2 separate regions of the Mus musculus genome follow, and region 2 is linked to region 1. Evidence: chromatin loops called from intact Hi-C (ENCODE). Cell type or tissue: heart. All regions are shown on one strand. Each heading gives the region's core, and the rest is flanking DNA. Links, peaks and the distances in the headings are about the cores only.

The links. Hi-C counts contacts between places; a loop is a spot of excess contacts. Peaks named below come from ENCODE experiments on the same cell type or tissue, not always from the same donor. Only the 100,000 strongest peaks of a DNase experiment are listed, where the experiment ranks them.
Region 2: it touches region 1 in a loop (1.9-fold over the local background); 3 of 42 quality-filtered maps call a loop at or near these places.

The regions. Positions count from the first base shown.
Region 1 is chr10:4,086,649-4,092,026 of GRCm38, reverse strand. Mthfd1l (methylenetetrahydrofolate dehydrogenase (NADP+ dependent) 1-like) reads right to left here. Exons shown (of 28, transcript NM_172308.4): 22 at 3,752-3,793; 23 at 2,632-2,732; 24 at 1,854-2,031. Gm40591 (a long non-coding RNA gene) reads left to right here and starts at 2,728. Exons shown (of 5, transcript XR_003948987.1): 1 at 2,728-2,926. In heart, for the core only: a CTCF peak has its summit at 3,093; no DNase peak of the experiment used is centred there.
Region 2 is chr10:4,263,356-4,268,733 of GRCm38, reverse strand. Akap12 (A kinase (PRKA) anchor protein (gravin) 12) reads right to left here and starts at 2,405. Exons shown (of 4, transcript NM_031185.3): 1 at 2,066-2,405. The coding sequence starts at 2,215. In heart, for the core only: no CTCF peak of the experiment used is centred there; DNase peaks (open chromatin) are centred at 1,733, 2,423 and 2,963; H3K4me3 peaks cover 2,624 bases; H3K27ac peaks cover 2,026 bases.

The DNA.
Region 1 (5,378 bases), core at 256-5,255:
TGAAGGTCGCACCTCAAAATGTGTGTAAACTCAGAGGAAGGGCACCGGAGGACCGTTCATGTTAACTCTCAATGGAGAGAGCAAGGCTTGCTTTCAGGGTCATCCCTTTGCAAAAATGAGTTCCTATGATTCCACTCACAGCTCTTGAGCCTCACAGAGAGGGAAGTGTGGTCTAACGGGACCCTGCCTGAAGTCCATGGTGTATCAGTTATGTACCTTACAAATAAATACAGCTCTGATATGTCAACATATGACAATTTTGAAAAAGGTATAGACACTTAGGAAAGAAAAATAATTAAAATAAAAGTGAAACACACATACAAAAAGGAAGGGCTCCTTTGAGAGTGGGGGTGGGGTGGGTCAAGCTTTGTAGAACTCAGATTTTTGTTTTCCTGAGACAGGGTCCCATGTAGCTCTGACTGTGCGGTGGTGGCACGAGCCTTTATTCGCAGCACATGGGAGGCAGAGGCAGGCAGATCTCTTCTCTGAGTTTGAGGCCAGCCTGGTCTACAGAGCGAGTTCCAGGACAGCCAGGGCTATACAGAGAAACCCTGTCTCAAAAAACCAAAACAACAGAACCATTGGTTTTGAACTTACTATGGACTGGAGATCAACTTTGAATTCCCAAATGTGCCTCTTCCACCAAGGCTGAGTGCCAACATTAGTTTAAAAATGAATTATAAGGCTAGATATAGTGACACATGCTTGCAATCCAAGAACTAAGGAGGTAGAGGCAGGAGGGATTAGAAATTTAAGGCCACCCTTAGCTACAAGGTCAGCCAGGATTATAGGAGAGCTTGTCTTAGAAGACCAAACACCAAAACCTACCTGCCCCCATGAGAAAGAGAGAAACCACGCCAGAAAACCTAGTATTCCCATTGCTGGTTATACAGCCCAACACCACACACACACACACACACACACACACACACACACACACACACACAGAGCATACACGTAGTAAAGACAATATCCAGTATTAAAAGCAATGAGGATTCTCACATGTGCTATGACATCATCCATGGACTGTGTGAAACAAGCCACAGATAAAAAAGAAACGACTATTTTGGCAAGATCACATTCATAAGCGGTATCTAAAAAGTCAAATTCTGAGACATAAAGTAGGATGGTGGTTCACTGAAGGATCTGTTGGAAGGGGGGGTGGGGGTGGGGGACTGTTAAATGGATACCAAGCTTCAGTGTTCTAAGATGAGAATAGCCCTAGAAACCGGTTGCATAATGATGTGAATGTACTCAATATCACGATTTGTAAATGGTAACATATTTTACTACAAGGAAAAGCTATGTAAGATATTGGGCAAGAAAACCACTGTGAGGGTTGATGAGATGACTTTGTGGACAAAGGTGCCTGCTGCTGAGTCTCGCCTGCTCGTGGTTCCATCCCTGGAACCTACGTGGTGGGAGGCCAGAACTGACTTGCACAAACTGACCTCTGATTTTTGCATGCATGCTGTGACTTGTGTGTGGCCACACATATCACACACACACACACACACACACACACACACACACACACACACACCACACAAAAGAACCATAGGAGATACAAGAAGCATGCCTTGTAATTGAGTAGCTTTGATACTGTTCAAAAGCCTTGTTGTTGGAAGGTCAATCCCTGTGAGCATAGCTTCCCACCCAGAGCCATCCCCTCCCTTGGGCCCAATGTTTGAAAGCAGAAGGGCACATCAGATGGCTAACGCCTTTAGTCATGAGCTTCCTTCACTGTTGAATCTCCAAGAAGACCACATAAGATGGGTCATATAAACAGTGCTTTAAGCGCTGGCCTTCTACAAGATACGAGAGCTGCCACTCCACTGGTAGATGCGACTTACCTGAACATCATACAGGAACTGGAAGCGGCTTCTTTTATTCGCAGCTTCTCTCACAGCCCGGGCCAAGTCCACAGATCCTTTCCCTCCAGCCGACCAGTGATAGCAGGGGACCGCATCAAAGGCACCGGCCCGTTTAGCGAGCTCACACACCAAGTCAATCTCTGCACGGGTGTCCGTCCTGGTGATGAGAACGTTTGTGGATTCTGCATCTGTATTCACTTAGTGATGTTTTGAGAGAAAGACTAACGGTTTATATAGAACTTCACTCCCTAACACTGAATATATTGAGAACATCAAAAGTGGTCACGTGTTTAAATAAATCAGACACGATGAAAAAGCATGTAGAAAGAATCCCCTTTAACATGACTCAAGTGTTGTTTTCTTTGATTTGTTTTTGAGACAGGGTTTCTCTGTGTAAACCTTGGCTCTTCTGGATTTGCTCTGTAGTACCAGGCTGGCCTCAAATTTACAGAGAGCTGTCTGCCTCTGCCTCTGGAGCGTTTGGGATTAAAGGTATGTGCACCACCACACCCAACCTTATTATGGGTTTTTAATCAAGAAGTTACATAACACCTCCTTTTGATCATTCATTCAGTCTATCAGACAGAATCACTGGGTAGAACAGGAAAAACCAAAATACCCCCTCCCCCAAAACCAGACAGGTGCTCATTGACTCTGTGTGTTTAATTTCCACAGTAACACTAGAGAACACATTGGGGAAAATGAAACCAAATCAAACAAACTGAATTCTGTGTCTTTCACAGAAAGCTGGACTCACTTGAAGACATTCAGTGCCACCACCACCGGCACCCCGAAGAGCTGAGCGATCTGAATTTGCTTCTGTAGGTTGCAGCAGCCATCAGCTACCAGCTGAATGTTCTGGAAGGAAACCACCAGCAGCTGTGTCATTATGTCTTACCTAACCCCCCCCCACCCCAAGCTAGACCCAGCCTCACCACACTGACAACTTTTGTTTCTATCTTTTCTTTGCCGGAGACAGGTTTAAAAGGAGACCCAAGTCACCTTGTGTTTCCAAGAAAGATGATTACAGATAGAGGTGATTCATGGTCAAGGTAGGTTCTAAAACTATTCTGGGTCCAAGCACATGTATCTGAGACTGGGGCCAGGCAACTACTGCTATGTAAGACTAACAGAATGTAGGCAAGCCCACTCTCTGCAGCTAGGGAGCAAAAGACCCCGGGATGCTGAAGGGGTCCTGCCTCTTCTGGTTTAAACCCATGGCACCACCTGTAGGAGCTAAGTGGTACTGTCACCATCTAACCAGTTTGTCTGCAGGACAGATACTGATTGCATTCCTATAAGTCATAAAAACACGTGTGCATCTCCCAAGAGACAACTTTTGCTACAACAAAAGGAGACATAGGTAAAAGCTTCCCTCATCTCTGGGCTCGGATAGCTGTCTTGTGAGTAGAGGACAGCAAATAAGTCTATATTTACCTTTTCTTCAGCTTCAAGAGTTAAATGAAAGGGTTTCATCCTTTTATCCCATCCATTTTCATGGGACTTTTTAAAAATGAAATTCTAGTGTGTGTGCATGCACGCACGCATGTGGGGCGAACCTTGGCTATTCTTCAGGTACCTTTCTTTTGGAGGCAGAGTCTCTCCCTGGCCTACAGCTCATGAAGAAGGCTGGCTGGCCATCGAGCCCCGGAGACCTACTTGTCTCTGCCTCCCTAGCGTTGAGAAAGCAAGTGTTTGTCACTATGTTTTGTTTTTTACTCGGGTGCTAGGGATGGAACTCAGGTTCTCACGCTTGCGAGGTGGTTACCCACTGAGCCATCTCCTCCGTCCAGAGAAGTACATTTCTAAGTTGTACACTCACGGACAGTCAACTGGAAGCTACTCACTGGCTGCACTGGACCATTAGTTCTTCTTACCTCCTCTGTATATTCTTTCTTGAGAGGAACCCCAGCAGTTACCTGAAATAAAGAGACAGAAATTAAGATCCATCCTACGAATTAGGAAAAAAAAAAGTTCTTCCCTATAGCAATAGGTCTGCTTTAAAAGGAGAAGTCTACTCAACTTTGAATAAATCAAGTACTGTAATTTTTACACAAACCTTCCCTAGTTAAGAAAAAAAAGTTCAAAATTTTAATTTTTGTATATCTAACATCTTACTCATATAAATGCGGGAGGGGAGACCCGACTCAAAACATTAGAAAACTGACTAGTAAAATCCAGTTATTTGTAAAGCAGATATAGCTGCCTAAACCAGGCTTGTTCTGGCAAGGCACAAATTTAAGCAAGCCTTACAATCTCAAAGAGAACACTCAAATTGTCATCTTAAAAGATGGAAGAAAAGCCTGCATCAGTTTCTATGCTAATTTGGCCAATTAAAAATAGAAGGTAATCCCTTAGGCCTCATTACAAATGTATCCCAAGCCTTGCACGCACTCAGCAATGAGCTGTTTAAACAACCCCCTTGAAGATGAGGACTAAGAAGACGCCTACATCCAACACGGCATTGCAATTACCAGGGAAGCCCTTGCCAGGGACAAGGGAAGAAACCATACAGACTGGAAGGGAAAAAAAGGAACTCATTTTGAGCAATGAATGGCAGCCCAGAATCCCCCAAAGATGTGGTAGGCTAAATCAATACAATTAAGTGAATTCAGACAGGATAGTGACAAAATAACATATAAAAACAGAAATAATCTGTTATTTAAAGATAGAAAGCATATACGGGAACAGATCTGTACGAAGATATAGAAGATCTTTATGTAATAAGCAATAACTTCCATTGGAATATATTCAAACAGAACTATGAAGAGGTGTCTAACGTCCTTTGAATAGAGATCCCAAAGAGACTGCAGAACCTATAAGCTAATTCTCAAATACACACAGGGTTTTGAGCCTGTAGTTCACTGAAATAGAGCTAGTCTTATGTAGGCTGGATACTGCAAACCTCAAAAAGTAAAATAAGTCCATTGGTAAAATGCAGATATCCTTGAAAAGGGTCACTTGTAGGTCAAATGTGAAGGAACAGCCTGGCTTGGGATCTCCGCAGTACGTTGGCACAAAGAGACCTAACTAGGCCAGCTCAACTGAAGGGAGATCCCAGAAAGAGGTTTGCACATATTTGGGAAAATGCAGTCATTCCACCCTGGGTCAAAAAAAAAATTTGATATTAAATTTTGTCAATGCCCTACACTCCAAAACACGTGGTTTACTCCAAGTGTTAACTTGTGGAGAATTTAGGGTATCTGGATATTTATTTGGTCAAGCATTATTGTATGTGATTTTTGTAAGGATAATTTTTGATGAGATCTACTGATTTATGGATATATAACATAGACTGGCCTCCTCTAAGCCAAGGAGACTTTTCCATCAGACTGCCATTGGACTGGACCTACACAAGCCATGGCTCCTGAGTTCCCAGGGGAATAAGTAGATCCTGGATTCTGCACTGGCACGCTTTATAATCACGTGACCTGGTTCCTTATTCCCTTTTACCTCCTACCACACATCTACACACCCAGTGACCTCTGCTGCCTGAGAAACCTG
Region 2 (5,378 bases), core at 144-5,143, 180 kb before region 1:
CATACACGTATGTGTGCAGCAAGCACGTGCATGTGGATCGATCCATCTTCAAATTGATAACTGGGAAGCGGGCCAACAAATTAATGGTGTCACCAAGTCATCTTTTAAAAGAGACTGCTTGGATGTTTCAAGATGGCGGTTGATGGCGAGGGGGAGGGGGGATGCAGGCTACGGGATGGCGTGGAAGGAAGAAAAGAAAGGTTCATAACTTACTGTAAACAGATAATAAACCTTGACGTCATATAAAAACCAAAGTTAAAAAAAAAGTCTCCTGACTGCAGATTTTTAGCAATTATATCTTAAAATGACTATATTTCCAAACTGGAGCTATGTTGATGGTGATCGCCAGCAAAGCAAGGTGAGGGGCAGTGAGGTGATGAGTCAGCAGATACAGGTGCCTGCTGTGCAAAGCCAGCAGCATGAGTTCCAGCCCCACAACCCACATAAAGGCGGAGGGAGAAAACTAACCGCACAGAGCTGTCCTCTGACCCCCACGCACGCGTGCCAAGGAACAGTTGCCCTGACCACCACCTGCCCAATGTACCCACAAACTAAGCACTAAGGGCAGGTGTACTCAAAGAAGTTTCCAAAGAGTGTTACACGGAGTATTAAAATGTAAATGAGGCATCCAAAAGATGGAGACTGACTGGATGGCAGAAGTCTCTCAGAAGACCTGCGCATCTGAGGCAGTGAGGACTTTGGACTTTATAAGTGGTGATGAGTTAAACACTGGAGGCAGGAACTGTTAAGAGAGGCCACCCAGCCTACATTATACTAGGCAACATAAAGAGCTCAAAGCCATCAGGTCCCACCTCTGTTAGATTTACCTGGAACTCAGTGTTTTATTCTCACACAAAGATGTTTCCACTTCCTGACCCATTTCTAAAGGTCCTCGCTGCTCTCTATCACCAAATTCTGAAATTGGTTGGTTTTTCCTTTAAGTTGTTTGGTTGTTCAACACGTTTCTGTAAAACTATCTTAAATCCACCCGAGCGAACTCTTGCTCACAAACACGTGCTGGAAAACAGCCAACAGGCAATGTTGCCATCCGGGCGTGGCTATGAAATCATTTGAGAGGCTGAGGCAGGAGGACTGCCACTAGTTGGGCTAGCTAGTGAGTTCCAAACCAGCCCTGGGCTACAGAGTGAGACCCAGTCTTAAAACAAGTAAGCAAATTAATTAATTAACAACCCTAAACAATAACAAAACAAAAGGAACAGAAGTAAAATACAATAATGAGAGCAAGACACAAAGGTAAAGGCTGTGATGGGCAGGGCAGGGTCAAATATTCCAGTCTCAAACTAAGCATCCCTATAAAATGCAGTATATCTAGAGCTTTACAGTGGACTCGACAGAAAGAGTGCAAGGAACGCTTACTTAAGCCTTTTCCTACATCCGTGCAGAACTTCTAACTCCAATGTTTGTTTATCCAACTGAGTCCACAGGCAGTAAACTGTGAGAAAGGGAGACAGGACTCCAGGAGCTTTGCCTATCCCTCCATTCGTGCTTCTGCTCCGGTTCTCTCTGTCTGGAAGAGAGCTACATGCATGGCTCTCTGCATTAGCTAGGCGGTGTCCCAGGCGCTGCCGCAGGACTCTGGGTACCAGACCTGGTGGCCCGGGTGGAAGCTGGTATCAAGGCCAACACTGGGCGGGGAACCTAGAACCTAGGTTTGCCCTGCTTCAAAGCAGGTCCCGACTTCCCCACTCTGGGACCTGGGATCTAGGGGTGTGTAAAGTGGCTTAAGAAGCCTGGCCGTGGTCAATTCTTACGGATGCCCCACCGGCCATCCCCCAGGCTGCCAGCCCACCGGAAGAGAGAAGAAAGACTAGAGAACGGCGGTCAGGGCAGATATGATGGTTGCAGAAGGGCTGGCTAGGTCGCCGCCCTTAGAGACCCTCCACAAAGATGCCAGCCCCGCCCCGGTGCAAAAGACCCCAGAGACTGCACAGGGCTGCGCTCGAGTTTGCAGATGGGCTGTACCGGCGGGAAGTTGTGGCAGGCGGAAACCGCCGGGACGCCCCATCTCCATCCCGCCCCACCCGGGCAGGTGGCTGCAGCTTACCTTGGTGGCGGGGTCCGCGTCAGCGGGATCTCCAGCTGCTCCCGACGCTTCCGCTGCGGGCCCATGGCCACTGAGCTCCAGCTCGCTCGGCGTGTCGCTCTCCGCCGGCTGCTCGGGGCTCCGCTGCTCGGTGGAACTGCCTGCACCCATGGCTCAGTGGCTTTCCTACTCTCGCCGGCTAGCCGTCTTCCTGGGACCGCGGAGAAGCAGAGGGGCGAGGAGATGTGCGCCCAGGACCACAGGGACTAAGGGGTGAGGAGCACCCGCTCTCCACGATCCTGCTGAGAACACACCCGGACTGAGAATGAAGGGGACGCGCTCGTGGCAAACTCCTTAAAAGAAAAAAAAAAAAAAAAAGCCACCTCGTAGCCTCCTCCCCCCTCCTTGTTTTTCCCTCCCTTCATCACATGAGCACAGCCCAGACACGCCTTGCAGCATCTCCCCCTAGGCTGCTAGGACCAGAGGCTCCGACACCAGGCCCCCAGCAGCCCACCCCGCCCCCAGGGCTTCTCGGGTCATTAAAGGGGGACGAGGGGTTTGGGGTCTGTCCCAGGGCTGCAGAAGGTTCAGGAGCAGCAAAGAAGGGGGCGGGGGCAAAAGCTTTGTTTTTTTAATGTAATGATTGATAACCCAAGGTTGGATCTTCTGCAGACTAAGGATTTACATTTGACCAGGCGGGAACCCAAATCCCCATTTGCTTTTCTTCAGGTTGGGTTTGACTTTAAGCATTTGTTTCTAGCTTTCTCTCCTTCAGCCGGAGAAAGGAAGCCCTCCTGGGCTGCTCCTGAGCCTGGCCATATTAGGGCGGCTCACGTGGCAGGAGCTGGGAAACCCAGAGGTTGATGCAGTCAGGCCACCGCTGAGGTGGGCCCAGCGTCCCCATGATCCCAGCCAGTGATGTCAGCTGATGCCATCAACAGAACTCGCCGCCCTCTTTCCCCGGGGAACGCGCGGGGAAATGAAGCTGTTACTGGAAATGTGCCTGTCCTTTGAGCGTCTGATGCTGAAGGTTACACATCCAGGCCATTCGTCTCTCTCCCGACGCTTAAACACCACATTGGCTTAGGTCTGCTTAGTCGCCATCGGCATTATCAAAACACGAAGATTTCTCTCGTACTAGCAAAGAAAGGGCCTGTCTGTTTTCTTCCTCCACTTGATTAAATACTCATTGTATTAACATGGCAGCCAATAAGTCTTAAATTGAAATTTTGTTAGATTACCCGTCACTAAGCATTAAAATGCTAGGGGGAAAAGATGAAATGATGTCAGGTGAGCCCGGTGCCATGATTCGTGTCTGAAATCCTGATGCTTCAGTGGCTGAAGTTGGAGGGTTAGCTTGAGCCTGAGGCCTGCATGGGGTAGGTAGTGAGTGAGTTTCAGCCAAGTCTGAGAGCCACAAAGCGAGGCTCTGTGGATGAGTGAAGGAATTAGTGATTTAAAATCAGTAAGAGCATTGAATCTAGATGCCAGATAAATATCTTGTCCCTAGATTTGATACAGGTTACTTGAGTATCAATGAAAACATTAATTTAGCTAATAACACTTGGTCCTTATTCATGGTCATTTAAGTGTTTATTGGGAACAACTCGGTTTTTCAGGATAAAATTTGGTTTCTCCACTTATTTCGGAAGGCCAGTTTCTTTGGGGTTCATTCATTTAGAAACAGACTTTCAAGTTGCTTTTAGTTATTTGTAAGTGTGTCACCTATCTCAATTTGTCTTGTTTGTTGAGAAAGAATTTCTCACAATCTAGTTCAGGCTAGCCATAAGTGTTGTAGCCAAGTCTCTGGAGGGAAGACAGTATAGACTTGTGAGACTGAGACCACACCCTACTTCAATTTAATTTTTGAATATTTAGAGAACATTAGCATCTCCCCTCCCCCACCCCTTACAGTGCTGAGGGGTGGGGGATGGAACCCAAGGCCTTGTGCACTCTGAGACAAACACTCTAGCTTTGAACCATGTCTCTGGCCCAAACTTGAAAGTTCTCATTTTGTATCAGGTACTATTCAAAAAACAAAACAAAGAACAAAAAAACATTGCGTATATCATCGTATGTAATCCTTATAACAACCCAATGGCATACAGATTACCAATAGAGAAAGGGAAGGGGATTAACCAAAGAAGGCAAATTTTTGTGTATCCAAGGATTCATAGTCGGTAGATGGATATGAGGGAGGGATCCAGTGAGCATGTGACTTTAAGGTCCACCCTAGTCCTTCCTCAGGATGGTAGGAACTTAAAAACGCTGCTGAAACAGCCTGGGTGTGGCTTTGATGCAGAGCCTAGGATTAAGGGCATTGAGTTCTATCCCCACAGCAAAAGCAGGGGAGAACAATAAAGTCAGCACATTTGAAAATAGAGGAGGAGGCACTGTTTGTCCCACCGATTTGATACAAATAGTATCAACGTTCCCCCATTTTGTGAGATTGTATTATTCAAGTTCCTGGGAAATTCTTCACAAAGCTTTTCACATCCACTAGCCTTGAAATGTTCAGAAAGATTGCAAGGTCAAAGATTTCCAGCTAGCAGTATCCAGTCTAGGGCTGAGGAAGGCCTTGCCTGGGCCTGCTTGGAGCACAAGCTGTTTCCCTTATGCTTATTGTCCAGGCTATAAAAATGTGTGTTTTCTTACTTTTGAAAATTAAAATCGAGGGGATGAAGAATTGGGCCAGTCAGGTGGTGCAGGAGTCCACAGGACATGAATTCAGATCCCCAGATCATGACATCTAGTGAGGTGGGCTTGTGACCCGCAGTCCCAGCAAGGAGAATGGAGAAACTGGGGGATCCTTGAAGCACCTTGGCCAGCCTGGACAAATCAGTGAGAGACCATGTTTAAAACAAAAACAGCCAGGTGTGGTGGCACATGTCTTTAATCCCAGCACTCGGGAGGCAGAGACAGGCAGATTTCTGAGTTCCAGGCCAGCCTGGTCTACAAAGTGAGTTCCAGGATAGCCAGGGCTATACAGAGAAACCCTGTCTCGAAAAACCAAAAAAAAAAAAAAAAAAAAAAAAAAAAAAAAAAAAAAAAAAAAAGAAAAGAAAAGAAAAGAAAAGAAAAAGAACCAATCATCCAAAACACCTGGAGAACAAATGAGAAAGGCACCTGCATAGACCTCTGGCCCTACATGGCCGCACATGGCCCCATGTGCATGTGCACTCACACACACACACACACACACACACACACACACACACACCACACACCACACTTAACACTCAATAAAATAAGGAAAACACAAAACAGCTAGATCAGGTGGCACACCCCTGTAATCCAAGCACTTGTGAGACTGAGACAGATTGTGAGTTCAAGG